2 separate regions of the Homo sapiens genome follow, and region 2 is linked to region 1. The links are chromatin loops, found by intact Hi-C in ENCODE. Cell type or tissue: PC-9. All regions are shown on one strand. Links, peaks and the distances in the headings refer to the core of each region. The heading gives the core; the rest is flanking DNA. Region 1 overlaps SGSM2 (small G protein signaling modulator 2). Region 2 overlaps SMG6 (SMG6 nonsense mediated mRNA decay factor).

Region 1 (8,326 bases), core at 229-8,228:
TTGGGGGAAGGGACCCCATATCTTAGAATGGTGGAATCGGGGTGTAAGGGTTGGGGAAGGGACCCCATATCTTAGAATGGTGGAATCGGGGTGTAAGAGTTGGGGGAAGGGACCCCATATCTTAGAATGGTGGAATCGGGGTGTAAGGGTTGGGGCAGGGGCCCCATATCTTAGAATGGTGGAATCGGGGTGTAAGAGTTGGGGGAAGGGACCCCATATCTTAGAATGGTGGAATCGGGGTGTAAGGGTTGGGGGAAGGGACCCCATATCTTAGAATGGTGGAATCGGGGTGTAAGGGTTGGGGGCAGGGGCCCCATATCTTAAAATGGTGGAATCGGGGTGTAAGGGTTGGGGGAAGGGACCCCATATCTTAAAATGGTGGAATCGGGGTGTAAGGGTTGGGGGAAGGGACCCCATATCTTAAAATGGTGGAATCGGGGTGTAAGGGTTGGGGGAAGGGACCCCATATCTTAAAATGGTGGAATCGGGGTGTAAGGATTGGGGAAGGGACCCCATATCTTAAAATGGTGGAATCGGGGTGTAAGGGTTGGGGGAAGGGACCCCATATCTTAAAATGGTGGAATCGGGGTGTAAGGATTGGGGAAGGGACCCCATATCTTAAAATGGTGGAATCGGGGTGTAAGGGTTGGGGGAAGGGACCCCATATCTTAAAATGGTGGAATCGGGGTGTAAGGATTGGGGAAGGGACCCCATATCTTAAAATGGTGGAATCGGGGTGTAAGGATTGGGGAAGGGATCCCATATCTTAGAATGGTGGAATCGGGGTGTAAGGGTTGGGGGAAGGGACCCCATATCTTAGAATGGTGGAATTGGGGTGTAAGGGTTAGGGAAGGGACCCCATATCTTAGAATGGTGGAATTGGGGTGTAAGGGTTGGGGTGCCCATAGGATTCCATCAGCATCTGTGGTCTCCAGCCGTGTGTAGCATTTGTTAGGCTGCAGAACTTGATGGCTTTGAGGTCACATCGGGGCTGGTGAAGGGAGCCCCAGGGCTAGTCTGGGTCTGTAGTTCCTGGCCTTTCCCTGGGAAGATGGCTCCAGACCTTTGTAGGGGTGTCCAACAGTGTGCTGGAGTTAAATGCAGTTATGCTCCTGCCCACTCAGAGTTGCAGTTCCTTGAGCCTTGCTGTCAGCAGGATGGGATGGGCTGACAGGGTAGAGAATGTACCTGGGCTCAGCTGGCCCAGACTCCAAAGGCCACCAGAAAACCAGGGTGACAAATGCCCATCATTCAACGAGTGGATAAAGAAACTGATAAATACATACAGTGGAATACTACTCAGCCATAAAAAGGAATACATTCATGGCATTCGCAGCAACCTGGATGGGATTGGAGACTATTATTCTTTTTATTTTATTTTCTTGAGATGGAGTTTTTGCTCTTGTCACCCAGGCTGGAGTGCAATGGCGCGATCTCAACTCACTGCAACCTTTGCTTCCCAGGTTCAAGCAATTCTTCTGCCTCAACCTCCCAAGTAGCTGGGACTACAGGTGCCCACCACGACACCCGGCTAATTTTTGTATTTTTAGCAGAGACGGAGTTTCACCATATTGGCCAGGCTGATCTCGAACTCCTGACCTCAGGTGATCCGCCCACCTCGCCTCCCAAAGTGCTGGGATTACAGGTGTGAGCCACCATGCCCAGCCACTAAAGTCATGTTTCTCTCTTCTCCATTTTGATTCATTTGCCCAAACCTTTCCATGCCAACCAGTGTTGGTTTTTATTAATTAGTCCACATTTTTTCTCATATGAAATAAGCCAAATAATGTCAGGGTCATCACCTTGTGGTGGTGCACCCAGGGTGGCCGTAGCTGGTGCTGGGACCCACTGGATCAGGGGTCCTGAAGCCTTCACAGGTGGGAGCCCAGGGCCCAGACAGCTCAGTCAGCAGGCAGGTAGGTTCAGCTAACCTGGTGCTTTAGCCCTGCAAGTATCTCCTGCCACCACCCTCCACCCTGGGAGGTGGGGTCACAGTGGGGACCTGGGGAAGGAAGGAGTAAGGGGAGTAAGGCCCTGGAGTTCTGCTTGGTGCTCTGGGCCTCCAGTCAGAACGGGGGATAAGCTTGGGCCGTCATGTGGACTCTCCCTGGGGAAGGGTCCTTCACCGTCCCGTGTCTGTGAGACACGTCCCCGGGGAAGGAGGACACTGTTGCTGCCGGCTTTGCAGGCAGTTCTGAGTGTGGTATTCACTAGATGCGGGATGGCATGTGTTTATGTCTCCATGTATGTTTCAATTAGTGACAATGCCTGGGTTTCTGCTCGACTCAGAAGTCTCAGAGCCAGGCTCAGTGGCTCAAGCCTGTAATGCCGGCGCTTTGGAAGGCTGAGGTGGAAGGATCACTTGAGCCAGGCATTGGAGACCAGCCTAGGCAACATAGTGAGACCTCAGTCTCTACAAAAAATTTTTAAAAATTAGCCAAGCTTAGTGACCCAAGCCTGTAGTCCCAGCTGCTTGAGAGGCTGAGGTGGGAGGATGGCTTGAACCCAGGAGGCTGAGACTGCAGTGAGCTGTGGTTGCACCGTTGCACGCCAGACCAGGCAATAGAGTGAGACCCGGTCTCAAAAAAAACGGCTTCTTAATCTTTTTTGGGTCAGAAGCTGAGAACCACAGACCTACTATCCAGGAAAAAAAGCACTCTCCTAATCATTCTAGAGCACCTCAACAATTTGCATTCAAATTGCTCCCAATATCAGGGAGGGGCTCTTTTTTGTTGTTGTTGTTGTTTTTTTTTTTTTTTTTTTTTGAGACAAAGTCTCGCTGTGTTCCCCCAGGCTGGAGTGCAGTGGCGCCATCTCGGCTCACTGCAACCTCTGCCTCCCAGGTTCAAGTGATTCTCCTACCTCAGCCTCCCAGGTAGCTGGGACTTCAGGTGCCCCCTACCACGCCCAGCTAATTTTTTGTATTTTTAGTAGAGATGGGATTTCACCGTGTTAGCCAGGATGGTCTCAATCTCCTGACCTCATGATCCGCCTGCCTCGGCCTCCCAAAGTGCTGGGATTACAGGCGTGAGCCACGGCGCCCAGACCCAGGGAGGGAGTTTTTGGAGCCCCAGAAGCCCATTCACAAAGTCCTCTCGGGGCCATAGTTCTCAAGTAGTGGTGTCACTATTATTATTTTGTCTGCACACTGCACGCGATAACATATTCATCACACGTGCACACTCTCGGTGGGGAACACCTTGTGGGCATGGCATAGGACAAGTGCAGTGTGAACAGTTACTGGCCGGGAGCCCACAGAGCTGAGTCAGTAATGCCTGGCCTAATGGCCTAACTGGTCTTAGCTTGGAAAGTCGATGCATGAGAGGGATTTCTCCTTCCCCAGACACTGCCTGGCACCTTGCCTGGGTTGCACAGAAGGAAATTAGGGACCGTGGGGTAAAGGGGGGACTGAGCGTGATGCCTGGCTTCTCTCAGTATTCCTTAGTTGCAGTAATTGCTTAGGAATGCCTCCTCTCACCCGAGAGAACCCCATGGCTGTGCTCAGAGGCTGGCCGGGAAGGTAGGCGAGGCCACCCCGATGGGAGTGCTGGGGCCGGCCACTCCCCAGTCCCCACGGCCTGGCTGCTTTTGCGGTCGCCTAGGGAAGGTGGGGAAGCGAATGACTCATTATCCCGGCAATTAATCACACCACTGAGGCATGTGATCCGTGCAGGACATGTGCCACCTGCTGCCCCTCTGTCCTGTTCAGTGCTGCTTCTCTCCCCACTCTGAATGGGAAGTGCAACCCCAGGAAATGATCACCCCCTTTCCACAGGCACGGAATTGTAGCTGCAGCAGCCCAGGACCAAGAGACTGGGACAAAAGGGTCATTCGCCTGTATATCCCAGGGCCACACAAGACCTCCAGGGACCAGGGGGAATGATCATGGAGAGGAGCATGTGGACGCTTAAGCCAAAGATTTCCCCATGTGGGCCGGGCGCGGTGCCTCACGCCTGTAATCCCAGCACTTTGAGAGGCCGAGGCGGGCGGATCACTTGAGGTCAGGAGTTCGAGACCAGCCTGGCCAACGTGGCGAAACCCCGTCTCTACTAAAATACAAAAATTAGCTGGGCATGGTGGTGTGTGCCTGTAGTCTCAGCTACTCGGGAGGCTGAGGCGGGAGAATCACCTGAACCACAGAGGTCAGCTCTCAGCTGCTGTGAGCTGAGATTCCACGATTGCACTCCAGCCTGGGCATCAGAGTGGGTCCCTGTCTCAAAAATAAAAATAAAAAAACCTTGACAGACCTCAATTTCCCTGTCTCCACCCACTTCTGGGGCAGCCTTGGATCGTCTCTCCAGTGCACCCTCTTCCTGTCCCTGTCGGGGAGAGGTCCTGCTGAAAGCCAGCTCTTAGAGGCTAGCTGTAGAACTGTATCTGAACCAACAGGGTGAGGAGTCAGGAACTGACCTAGACCCAGCACCTCCTGAGAGCCAGACCCCGCATGGGTGATTTCACATCCTCCGTCTCATGTGACATCTCACACTAGCCCTCTTCCCATTTCACAGAGGATACAACTGAGTCTCAGAGCAAGTGACCGTGCCAAGCTCAGACTTTGTTCTGTCTGACTGTCTCCAGCACAGCTCACTGTTTCCAGTCCGTGTGAAAAAACCACCTCCTTCTCCCCTCAGTGTCCCTGCCCCCAACCAGACACACCTGGACGTGGCAAAAGGGGCTCGGGCCGAGGCTTGGAGCCCTGGGTCCTCATCCTGGTGGCTCTGCCATGTTGTGACTGTGATCGAGTTTCTTCCCCTCTTTGGGCCTTTCCCTCCTCACCTGTAAAACTGTTAGTTTGGCCCAATCATGTAGAAGCTTCTCCGCCCCACACACATACACACTCCTGTCTTTAGAGTCTGTCTGGGCACAGGGCAGCTCCCTACTGTCTCCTACCAAGCCCTTCTTTTCTTCCTGCAGGGTCTGTCTGTGGAAAGTCCAGACAGAGACTAAGCCTAACCCTAAACCATGAATGAATGGAGGGAAGCCCTCCTAGCATGGAAAAGAGAAATCTCTCCCTCAGCTGCTGGGCTCATCAGTCCAGCGGCCACTGTCGGGTCCAAGCTCTGCAGTGACTTCATCAATATTTTAGCTCCTGCAGAGCCCTGTTCCTTAGCAACCGCATCCTCCGTGCCCTCCAGAAAGGCTCCCGAGTCGGGTGTTCCTCACATCCCCGTCCTGTAGGTGCTGTGCCTTGCTGTCAGGTTTGGAGCCACTCATGCCACCCTGAATGGGGAGCTTTGGTCCTCATGACCCCCAGGGGTGAGGCTGCATATAGGAGGTGTGTGCGCACCAGGCGAGGGAGAGGGACAGCTTGGCATGTCAAAGCTCTTCGCCCCGGGCAGGAGCCGAGGGACGGGGAGGGGAATTTTGGAAGGAAGCCAGGGTATCTCCCTGGCCTGCCCTTGGCTTGCCCTTACCCCTTGCCTCACCACAGGTATGGGGAAGAGGAGCTTTTCTTCCTGCTCCCCCGTCTTTCCCAGGCTCAGATGCCGTTTCCCTTTGTGGCCTAGGTGCAGTGGAGGCTTGCCTCTTGCATCAGCTGAGACGCCGTGCCGCTGGCTTCCTGCGCAGTGACAAGATGGCAGCCCTGTTCACCAAGGTGGGGAAGACGTGCCCAGTGGCGGGGGAGATTTGCCACAAGGTACAGGAGCTGCAGCAACAAGCAGAGGGCAGGTGAGCCCTGGGCCAGCCCCTTCTTCCCTCCTTTCAGCTCTTCCCACTTGGCAATTGCTACTTCCTAGGACACCCATCGGAAAGTTGGCATCCTGGGCCTGTTCCTTGCAGGGCCTCTGGGTGAGGGATCAGCTTGAGGGAGGGGATTGGTTCCTTGTGGGCACAAGGCTCTGTACCCCTCCTTCACCTCCCAACCCCAGTCAGTTCTCTGTGCTCCCATCTTGGGGTACCAAGCCCCACTCCCAATGCCAGCATTCTGGGGTTTACCCCTAGACCACTGCACTCCTGGAGCCCTCCCCGCCTTTGCAGGAAACCCTCAGGGGTCAGCCAGGAGGCCCTGCGGAGACAGGGCTCAGCCAGCGGGAAGGCCCCGGCCCTCAGCCCTCAGGCCTTGAAACACGTATGGGTACGCACGGCGCTCATCGAGAAAGTTCTGGACAAGGTCGTGCAATACCTGGCGGAAAACTGCAGGTGACCGCCCCGTTCCCCAAAAACTGCAGGTGACCACCCCGTTCCCCCCAAAACTGCAGGTGACCGCCCCGTTCCCCAAAAACTGCAGGTGACCGCCCCGTTCCCCAAAAACTGCAGGTGACCGCCCCGTTCCCCCCAAAACTGCAGGTGACCGCCCCGTTCCCAAAAACTGCAGGTGACCGCCCCGTTCCCCAAAAACTGCAGGTGACCGCCCCGTTCCCCAAAAACTGCAGGTGACCGCCCCGTTCCCCAAAAACTGCAGGTGACCGCCTCGTTCCCCAAGCAGCCCCTCCCTTGACCCGTCTCCCGACGTCCCTCAGCCCCAGCCCTCAGGATGCTTGCCTGTCCGTGACAGCCTGTAGGCAACCCTCCATCTCCCCGTCCCCTTCGGTGCCCTCAAGGCATTGGCCATACCAGGCACCTCACGAAGCCCAGTCCCTAAGGACTCACTGTTTCTTGATGACTGATCTGAATCTGGTCTTTGTGGGGATGTCCCTACCTGGTGAGCTTGACTGCCCTGGAATGAGCCCCGGAGCCTCGGCAGTCACACTGTCTGTCTCCTGGCAGCAAGTACTACGAGAAGGAGGCACTGCTGGCAGACCCTGTGTTCGGCCCGATCCTGGCCTCTCTTCTAGGTGAGCCTGAGAGCACAGGCACAGTGGGTACGGGGCAGGTGCTGAGGGAGCATCGTCTGGGCTGGCTGTCTCTGTCTCCACAGTGGGACCCTGTGCCTTGGAATACACTAAGCTCAAGACAGCCGATCACTACTGGACTGACCCCTCTGCTGATGAGCTGGTCCAGCGGCACCGCATCCGGGGTCCACCTACTCGCCAGGACTCCCCTGCAAAGCGCCCAGCCCTGGGGGTAGGTGCCCCCTCCCCACCCTTTGGGCTCATCTGGGCTATGCCCATGGGCCTGTAGGGACGGGAAACCGGCCTCTCTACGGGACAGGCCTTGGAGATGCCCCAAGGTAGCGGCTGCCTCAGAAGAGCCTTCTCCGCACAATAAAACTTAACACAAATGCCGGGAGCCCATGCTGGTCCGTGGCTGGAGAGCAGAGGGTGGCTGGGAGTAAACCGGGGCAGGAAGGACCCCTGGGGTCAGCTGGAGAGGGTCAGCATGGAAGCGTGAGGGTTCCCAAGCCTTGAGGCCAGTTTCCCAAGGCTGGAGGCTGAGCCCCGGCCTTCCACACAGATCCGGAAACGGCACTCAAGCGGCAGCGCGTCGGAGGACAGGCTGGCTGCCTGTGCCCGCGAGTGTGTGGAGTCCCTGCACCAGAACTCACGGACGCGGCTGCTCTATGGCAAGAACCACGTGCTGGTGCAGCCGGTAGGAAAGCTTCATCCTGCCATCCCTCCCCGAAGGTCCCCGAACGAGACGACTGGAAGCCTCTAGCCATGGCTATTCCTTTCCTGAGGAGCTTGACCAGAGACGGGGGGGAGAATGGCCCCAGCCTCCCAACTCCCTGTTTCACACGACTCACGCCCAGCCTTTAGTTGGCAGGGGACAGGAATGGCAGCCAGCAGGCGAGGGGAGTCCGCAGTGTGGGTATGGCTGGCCTGGAATGGACCTGGCATCCAGGAGGCTGGCAGGAGAGAGTCAGTGGCACCAGGCTGACCAGGGAAACTGAGTCCTGTTTTCCTGTGCTTCTGCCCCGTCCCTAGTCCAGGACCCCGTGACTAGCCTAGCTTGGCCTCCCCTCCTCCCAGCGGGAGCTCATTTCTCATAGGCCATCCCTGAGAGCCTCTCAGCCCTTCATCGTCGGTCTTCCGGTGTCTCCCGCTGTAGAAGGAGGATATGGAGGCGGTCCCTGGCTACCTCTCCCTGCACCAGTCTGCAGAGAGCCTGACTCTGAAGTGGACCCCCAACCAGCTCATGAATGGGACTCTGGGGGACTCCGAGCTGGAAAAGAGGTGGGGGCTTTGGGACTCAATCCCAGGAGCCAGGGCAGGGAGTGGGTTTGACCTCAGGCAGAGGGATGGAGAAACCCCGCTTGCTCCAGGAGGCCAACCTCACTCTTTATTTGGACGCCAAGAATAGCAGGGAGCGGCTGCCTGGAGTGATTCCCAAGCTCTCTAGGACGGAGCCAAGCCTGGCCGTGAAGAGGTTTGTCTGAGCCAAGCTCTCAGCGGCTGAGACGGACAGCTGTCCATGTGCCGAGCGGGCAGCACAGATCTCAGGGGTC
Region 2 (8,326 bases), core at 169-8,168, 260 kb before region 1:
GGTGGAGAGGACTCAAGGCCCTGGAGTAGTTTTTAAAATCAATCATTACTTAACATTGAAGAAATATATAATTTTTCTTTTCTTTTCTTTTTTTTTTTTAGACAGGGTCTCTCTCTGTCCACCCAGGCTGGTGTGCAGTGGCACAATCACGGCTCACTACAGCCTCGACTTCCTGGGCTTAGGTGATCCTCCCACCTCAGCCTCCCAGATAGCTGGGACCACAGGTGCGAGCCACCACACCTGCTAATTTCAGGGTTTCACCATGTTGGCATGGCTGGTCTTGAACTCTTGGCCTCAAGCAATCTGCTTGCCTCCGCCTCCCAAAGTGCTGGGATGATAGGCATGAGTCACCACGTCCAGCCAATCATTTTTATTGTCTACACTAACAGACTTTTTTCCTGACCATTCTGTATGAGGTGTGTTACTGTGTTGAATCTGTAAGGGGGCATATTTCCTACCAGAAGGCCATTCTATTTTTGGACTTTTCTAATTGCTAGAAATGTTTACACCTTTTAAACCCAGATCTGCCTCCCAATGCTTCTAATTCGGTTCTCTGGGGCCATGTAAAAAAACAAAAAACAAAAGAAAACAAACTCAAATTCTGCTTTTATCTGACTGGCCTCAAATTATGAGGTCTGCTGTGTTATACACCTTCTCTAGGCTAAACAGTCCCACTTCCTTCAACTGTGCCTCACTCCAACTGTCTCCTAAACATCCTGCTTATTCTTTCACTAAGACTTTCACTAAGACTAAAGTGTCTCCCACAGTGAGTGCCCACGTGACCTGGTAGCAGAGCAGAGAGTAGACCATTCCCTCCCATTTCTATCGGGGATACTCAATTTTAATAATAGACTTAACAGCATTACTGTTGTTGTCCCCACCTTGCACTACTGATAAACTGTGAGCTTCTTTTTTCCTTTTCTTGGGGGGCGGGGGACAGGGTCTTGCTCTGTCCCTCAGGCTGGAGTACAGTGACGAGATCATGGTTCACTGCAGCCTTGACTTCTCAGACTCAGGTGATCCTTCCGCCTCAACTTCCTCAGGAGCTGGGACTACAAGCACGTGCCACCACACCTGGCTGTGTGTTCTGTAGAGACGGGGTTTCACCATATTGCCCCAGTTGGTCTTGAACTCCAGTTCAAGTTTAAGGAATCCTCCTGCCTCAGCCCCCCAAAGTGTTCGGACTACAGGTGTGAGCCACTGTGCCCTGCCAATTGTGAGCTTCTAATCAACAAATCCCCAAATTGTTTTCACATATGTTGCTAAATCCTATCTCCCTTTATGGAGTACAAGCCCTCCACCAACTATTCCCTTTCACATCTTTTCCTTCACCAAGGTCTTCTCCCCATGCCTGAAGAAATCCGATTATTTACCATTGTGCTGCATGCTACATGCTAAGTGTGGCTGACTTTTTGGACCAGGGTAGGGTTTTACATTCTTTCTTTTCTGATTTCATCTTGTCATTTACTTCTCCCCATTGCAACCTATTAAGTTCTCTTTGGATCCTAAATTTTTCATCTAAGAATGCATTCCCTTCTCAGGTTTATGTTACATACTTTTTGTTGTTGTTGTTGTTGAGACAGTCTCGGTCTTGTTGCCCAGGCTGGAGTGCAATGGCGTGATCTCGGCTCACTGAAACCTCTGCCTCCTGTGTTCAAGTGATTCTCCTGCCTCAGCCTCCCGAGTAGCTGGGATTACAGGCACCCGCCACCATGTCCAACTAATTTTTGTATTTTTAATAGAGACGGAGCTTCCCCATGTTGGTCAGGCTGGTCTCAAACTCCTGACCTCAGGTGATCCACCCGCCTCAGCCTCCCAAAGGGCTGGAATTACAGGCGTGAGCCACCGTGCCTGGCCATGTTACATGAATTTTATCAGTTGGTTTTATTTACAATTCTTAATATCTTTCTCCCATTAATCTGTCGTGTTTTTTTCTCCTAAGTAAGATTCTTGAGGGGAGGCACTAGTGTGTGTGTTTGTGTGTGTGCTTAAAATAAAATCTATCTGCAGTATTTAACATGCACTATGGATACCTGAACAATGTGGATGAGTGATCGTGGGGGTCAGATGGCAGCCTCAGGACAATCCCAGAGGACATCACGGAGGTGGTGCGGCCATACTGCCTATACTGTGTCAATCATGCTCCCCGAAGCTGTGCAACACAGACACCTGGACACACTCGGAGATGCTACCTTCTGTTTGGGGGGTGCTCCTCATGGGGGTTTGGACTCAATAAGGAATAGGGACTCCTCTTTGACAGGCTGCCTCCAGTTTCTCATGTGAAACCAGATACCAGAAGAAGCCACGCTCTGGGCAGGTCTTAACTCCATGGAGGCTGTTGTACCAGGTCAAGGTAAAATGTACCTCCTAAGAAGTGACATTTAATGATCTTCAAAGCACTGATGTCATGCTTTGAAAAAAAAAAATTACATCCACATCTGAAGAACCCCCACAGCATATTAAAAAATGTAGTATGCAGACATTCTCTGAGATTTGGGCTGAGGTAGAAAGCCATTTTAAGTTGCATTTTCAGGTTCTATGTTTCTGGAGTCCTGAATCACAAACATGACCCATGCCTCATAGTTGGAGACAAGAGAAGCTTTGTTAACGAAAACGAACTAGCCTATCCATAGCTCGGGATAACGTGTAAGTCAGCAAATGGCTGCCATACAGAACCAGCTCAATCAGTGTCAGTTCTCCCTTCTTCACATCTGAACATGAAAAGGCATTTTTTCAAAACCAACTGTATCACAATCACACGCTGAGCTTATTAAAAATGCAGATTCCCGAACTCCACTTTTTTTCTGGAGACTGGGTCTCACTCTGTCGCCCAGGCTGGAGTGCAGTGGTGAGATTTCCGCTCACTGCAACCTCTGCCTTCTGGGCTCAAGTGATCCTTCCATCTCAGCCTCCTGAGTAGCTGGGACTACAGGTGCCTGCCACCATGCCCAGGTAATTTTTATCTTTTTTTTTTTTTTTTTCGAGACAGTGTCTTGCTTTGTTGCCCAGGCTGGCGTGCAGTGGCACAATCTTGGCTCACTGAAATCTCCACCTCCCAGATCTAAGCAATTCTTCTGCCTCAGCCTCCTGGGCAACAGGGATTACAGGCAAGTGCCACCATACCCAGCTAGTTTTTGTATTTTTTGTAGAGATGAGGTTTTGCCATGTTGGCCAGGCTAGTCTCAAACTCCTGGCCTCAAATGACTCGCCCGCCTCGGCCTTCCAAAGTGTTCAAGTACAGGAGTGAGCCACCGTCCCTGGCCTAATCTTTGTATTTTTTTTAGAGATGGGTTTTCACCACATTGGCCAGTCTGGGCTTGAACTCCTGGCCTCAAGTGATCTGCCCTCCTTCACCTACCAAAGTGCTGGGATTATAGGCATAAGCCACTGGTGCCCGACTTTGTTTGTTTTCTTTTTACCTAACACTACTCCTTGGCTATGGATTCCACTTTGAATTCAATGAATTAGTATTTCTTGAGATAGGACCTTAGAATGTGTACTTTTAAACATTTTATTCTATGAGACAGGGTTTTGCTCTCTCACCTAGGCTGGAGTGCTGTGGTGTAAACACGGCTCACTGCAGTCTCAACCTATCGAGTAGCTGGGAATACAGGCGCACACCATCACATCCAGCTAATTTTTAAAAAATGTTTTGTAGAGATGGGGTCTCGCGATATTGAACAGGCTGGTCTTGAACTCCCAGGCTCAAGAGATCCCCCTGCTTCAGCTTCCCAAAGTGCTAGGATTACAGGTGTGAGCCACAGCACCTGGCCAGAATGTATTGCACAGGCTGGTCTTGAACTCCTAGGCTCAAGAGATCCCCCTGCTTCAGCCTCCCAAAGTGCTGGGATTACAGGTGTGGGCCACAGCACCTGGCCAGAATGTGTGTAAGTGTTCCAGGTACTTATGAACACTGAGTTTTAGAATTACTGCTTTAAAGGATGGAAGGTTAGGTCAAAGTGGTCACAATTTTACTAGACTCTTCAAAATGCAACTCTATTTTTCAAAGGTGCAAACACTACTACTATCTATATATTTTTTGAGACAGGGTCTTGCTCTGTCACCCAGGCTGGAGTACAGTGGCGTGATCAAAGCTCACTGCAACCTTGAACTCCTGGACTCAAGTAATCCTCCTGCCTCAGCCTCCCAAGTGGCTGGGACGACAGTCATGCATCACCATGCCCAGCTAATTTTTGAATTTTTATTTTTGTAGAGATGGGGCCTCGCTATGCTGCCAGGACTGGTCTTGAACTCCTGGTCTCAAGCAGTCCTTCTGCTTTGGCCTCCCAAAGTGTTGGGGTTACAGCCGTGAGCCACTGCACCCAACCTACTTTATATTTTTCATGATACTTTTAGGATCTAGAAATCCTCTGCACTCTTTGATGCAGTTACTACATCCAGATGATGTAGATGAGGAAACTAAAATTCAAATAAATTCAATGACATTCTCAGGAGAACTAAGATCCAAAGCCAGATAAAATGACTTCCTCATTCAAGGTTTACCAGCTCACCAGCGCTACCTTCCTGGAAGAGTGCCATCGGCCTTCCGGGACGTAATAAAACCTGCTGCATGCCTCACTCACCCTTCGCAGCCACAGCGAACACCGAGCGAATGGTTACTACAAGCCAGGCACTGTGCCAAATGCTTTACACGAACCAACTCGTGATCCCCACAACCTCATGAAGTAGATACTGTCACTGCTTCGATTATAGAGGTGAGGAAATTAAGGCACAGAGAAGTAACTTGCTCAGGAAATGCAGCCAGTAACTGCAGGGGCCGGACTGTTCTAACTGCCACAGCTCTCCATGATCCAGAACATTCACAGGTGTTTCAGAGACCCTCACCATCTCCCCAAGGAGAAAGCTCTTCTCTTGCCTGGAAATTCACAGAAGAAGAGAAAAAGGCAGCCTCTCAGAGCTGATTTCTTGAAGACTGAACTCTTCTGGGCATGGTGCACTCCTCCTGGGTGGGTGACACGCCACAGTCTAGGACAAGCAGGGCCTAGTGGAACGACAGTGTCGTGGCCTCCTAACTTGTGTGCTCTCAGGCAAATTACTGAGCCCTGTCTGCAAGATGCTAATAACTCTGAAGATCTATATTCCTAGTCCTTTACAAAATTTTATTATAAATTGACAATTTATATTTGTGTTTATTTACAAGGGTACAAAGTGATATATTTTATGAATACAATGTATAATAATTAAACCCAGCTAATTAACATACCCATCACCTCAAATACTTATCATTTTATTGTGGTGAGAAAATTTGAAATTTACTCTTAAAGGAATTTTTTTTTCTTTTAGACAGGGTCTTGCTCTGTCACCCAGGCTGGAGTGCAGTGGTGTGATCAAGACTCACTGCAGTCTTCACTTCCCAGGCTCAAGTGATCTTCCCGCCTCAGCCTCCCAAGTAGCTGGGACTACAGGCGTGGACCACCACATCCTGCTAATTTCATTTTTTTTTTTTTTTTTTTTTTTTTTAGAGATGAGGTCTCACTATGTTGCCCAGGCTGGTTTGAGCTCCTGGTGTCAAGTGATCATCCTGCCTCAGCCTCGCAAAATGTTGGGATTACAGTTGTGAGTGACCACGTCTGACCTCTTAAAGCAATTTTAAATGTACAGTGCTGTATTTTTATGCTCACCATGCTGTTCAACAGATCTCAGAAAAACACACACCCATCTTTCTCCCATGGAACTGACGCTTTGAACCCTTTGACCATCATCTCCCCATTTCCCAGCCTCTGTAGCCACCATCCTACTCTCTGCTTTTATGAGCTGGACTCTTTCAGATTCTACATGTAAGTGAGAACATATGGTATGTGTCTTTCCGTGCCTGGCTTATTTCACTCAGCATAATGCTCTTCAATTCCACCCATGTTGCTGAAAACAACAGAATTTCTTTTTAAAGGCCAAATAGTACTCCATTGTGTGTATGTCCCACCTTTTCTTTATCCATTCATCTGTTGATGGACACTCAGACTAATTCCATAACTTGGTTATTGTGACTAATGCTGCAGTGAACCTGGGAGTCCAGACATCTCTTCAACCAACTGATTTCAAATCTTTTGGGTGAATGCCCAGAATTGGGATTACTCTCTTTCCATTCTTACAGGTTTCTGTGATTCTGGGCAGTCATCTTGGAAAGGAGGAAAGGATCGTTCTGCCACTGAGCTTGATGGAGGAGCTCAGCTCTGTCATAGGGGACAGTGCCAAGAGCTGGGCTTGGCCTTTTTGGAAGGGTTAAAGATTCAGAATGCGAACTAACAGTGAGAGGCTAGAGATTACTCTGATGGAAAAGGGTGGTATAGGTTACTCTCATATGATAAGCCACTCAGGAAGACTTGGAGGGTTTTATGGAATCATTAGCACAGAGCTCCCCTCTGGCCACAGAGCAGAGGAAGAAACAGCGGACCAGTTTATAAAGCTACAGAGCGGAAAATTTCTGTTGCTGTCCAAACTAAGTTTTTGGCTTTCTGTGAAGCTTGGAAAGACTTATACTGATGTTTTAATCACCTGTTTAGTGTTCTGAGGACTCTTGTCAGCGGCCTCACTGAGCTTGCTCCAGCAGGCAGTGGGGAACGGCTGGCTCTCGCCCCACGCTCTTCTTGTGAGCTGTTTCTTTCCCATGACCACCTCCAACACCCTGTAGCTCCCATTGGGCCACTTGGAGGGTATAAGCCAAACCTGTGAGCCCTATAGGAGACTGAGCACACTCTTTTGGGCTAACTCATCACCGGATCTAAAGTCAGGAAAGACCCCTTAATAAGAGCCTTGGTGCAAAGAGGTAAGAAGTCGTCTCAAGATTAGTCTGCCAGCAACACCTCTGTGATGGCACAGAGAAAGCAGGCTTGACTTCCAGGAGAATCACCATCAACACATTCTTTTTTTTTTTTTTTCAGTTGGAATCTTGTTCTGTAGCCCAGGCAGGAGTGTAATGGCACGATCTCAGCTCACTGCAACCTCTGCTTCCCAGGTTCAAGTCATTCTCCTGCCTCAGCCTCCCGAGTAGCTGGGACTACAGGCGCCCACCACCTCGCCCGGCTAATTTTTTGTATTTTTAGTAGAGACGGGGTTTCACCATGTTAGCCAGGATGGTCTTGATCTCCTGACCTCGTGATCCGCCCACCTCGGCCTCCCAAAGTGCTGGGATTACAGGCGTGAGCCACCGCGCCCGGCCACACCTGGCTAATTTTTGTATTTTTAGTACAGACAGGGTTTCACCATGTTGGCCAGGCAGGTCACGAATTCCTGATTTCAAGGGTTCCGTCTGCCTCAGCTTCCCAAATTGCTGGGATTACAAGCTTGAGCCACTGTGCCTGGCCACCATCCAGACATTCTAAAGCACTTGGGTATTTATTGTGAAAAGAAGTCCTCACAAGTGACAATGCATACTGAACAAATTCAGGGCAGGGAAAGTTCTAGAAAGAAAAACCCATGAGCATGCCAGAAGCTCTTTAAAGAGGTTAAGGGGGTTGAAAAAAAAAAAGGTTCAGGGTAGTGGCAGGTAGAGCAAGTTAGCATCTTACTTCCTCTGCAATTTTCATTGATCACGCTTTCTTGGTGGCCTAAATATCCCATTTTACTGGGAAAGCTGTGGTGTAGATGAAGTGGTGACAGATGGTTACTAGGAATTATGTTATTTCATTTGATTATCATGGTAATCCTGTGAGACAGGAAGAGGAAACTAAAGCTCAGAAAAAGCAAGTGATGAAGTGATGAAGCTGGGCTTTGAACCCAGATTTGTCTTACTCCAAAGTTTGTGCTCAGTTCATTATATTATAATATGGCCTCTTATGAAGGTAATGGCACTTTCACAAAGAGTATAGGGAAAGGTCTCTACTTCAAGTCATCTTTTTTTTTGGGAGACAAGGTCACACTCTGTTGCCCAGGCTGAGTGCAATGGTGTGATCTTGGCTCACTGCAGCCTCAACCTCCCAGGTTCAAGTGATCCTCCCACTTCAGCCTCCTGAACATCTAGGACTACAGGTATGCACCACCACACCCAGCTAATTTTTTTTTTTTTTTTTTTTTTTTGTAGAGATGGGGTCTCACCATGTTACCCAGGCTGCTCTCAAACTCCTGGACTCAAGCAATCCTCCCGCCTCGACCTCCCAAAGTGCTGGGATTACAGGCGTGAGCCACTGCACTCAGCCTACTTCAAGTCTTTCTCACTTAAAAAATATTACACTCAGCCGGGCGTGGTGGCTCACACCTGTAATCCCAGCACTTTGGGAGGCCAAGGTGGGTGGATCACCTGAGGTCAGGAGTTTGAGACCAGCCTGGCCAACATGGTGAAACCCAATCTCTACTAAAAATACAAAAATTA

What was found. Hi-C counts contacts between places; a loop is a spot of excess contacts. Peaks named below come from ENCODE experiments on the same cell type or tissue, not always from the same donor. Only the 100,000 strongest peaks of a DNase experiment are listed, where the experiment ranks them.
Region 2: a loop joins it to region 1, with 8 times the contacts of the local background. A loop is called at or near these places in 1 of 110 quality-filtered maps.

The regions. Positions count from the first base shown.
Region 1 is chr17:2,356,130-2,364,455 of GRCh38, forward strand. SGSM2 (small G protein signaling modulator 2) reads left to right here. Exons shown (of 24, transcript NM_014853.3): 3 at 5,508-5,670; 4 at 5,980-6,141; 5 at 6,709-6,776; 6 at 6,860-7,005; 7 at 7,336-7,470; 8 at 7,930-8,054. Among named protein-coding and RNA genes, the nearest start is that of SGSM2, 23 kb to the left of the region's middle. In PC-9, for the core only: no CTCF peak of the experiment used is centred there; DNase peaks (open chromatin) are centred at 3,402 and 5,422; H3K27ac peaks cover 3,016 bases.
Region 2 is chr17:2,097,074-2,105,399 of GRCh38, forward strand. The region is part of intron 13 of SMG6 (SMG6 nonsense mediated mRNA decay factor); the gene reads right to left. SMG6-AS1 (SMG6 antisense RNA 1) reads left to right here. Exons shown (of 2, transcript NR_199038.1): 2 at 4,049-5,230. Among named protein-coding and RNA genes, the nearest start is that of SMG6-AS1, 11 kb to the left of the region's middle. In PC-9, for the core only: no CTCF peak of the experiment used is centred there; DNase peaks (open chromatin) are centred at 4,528 and 6,068; H3K27ac peaks cover 2,294 bases.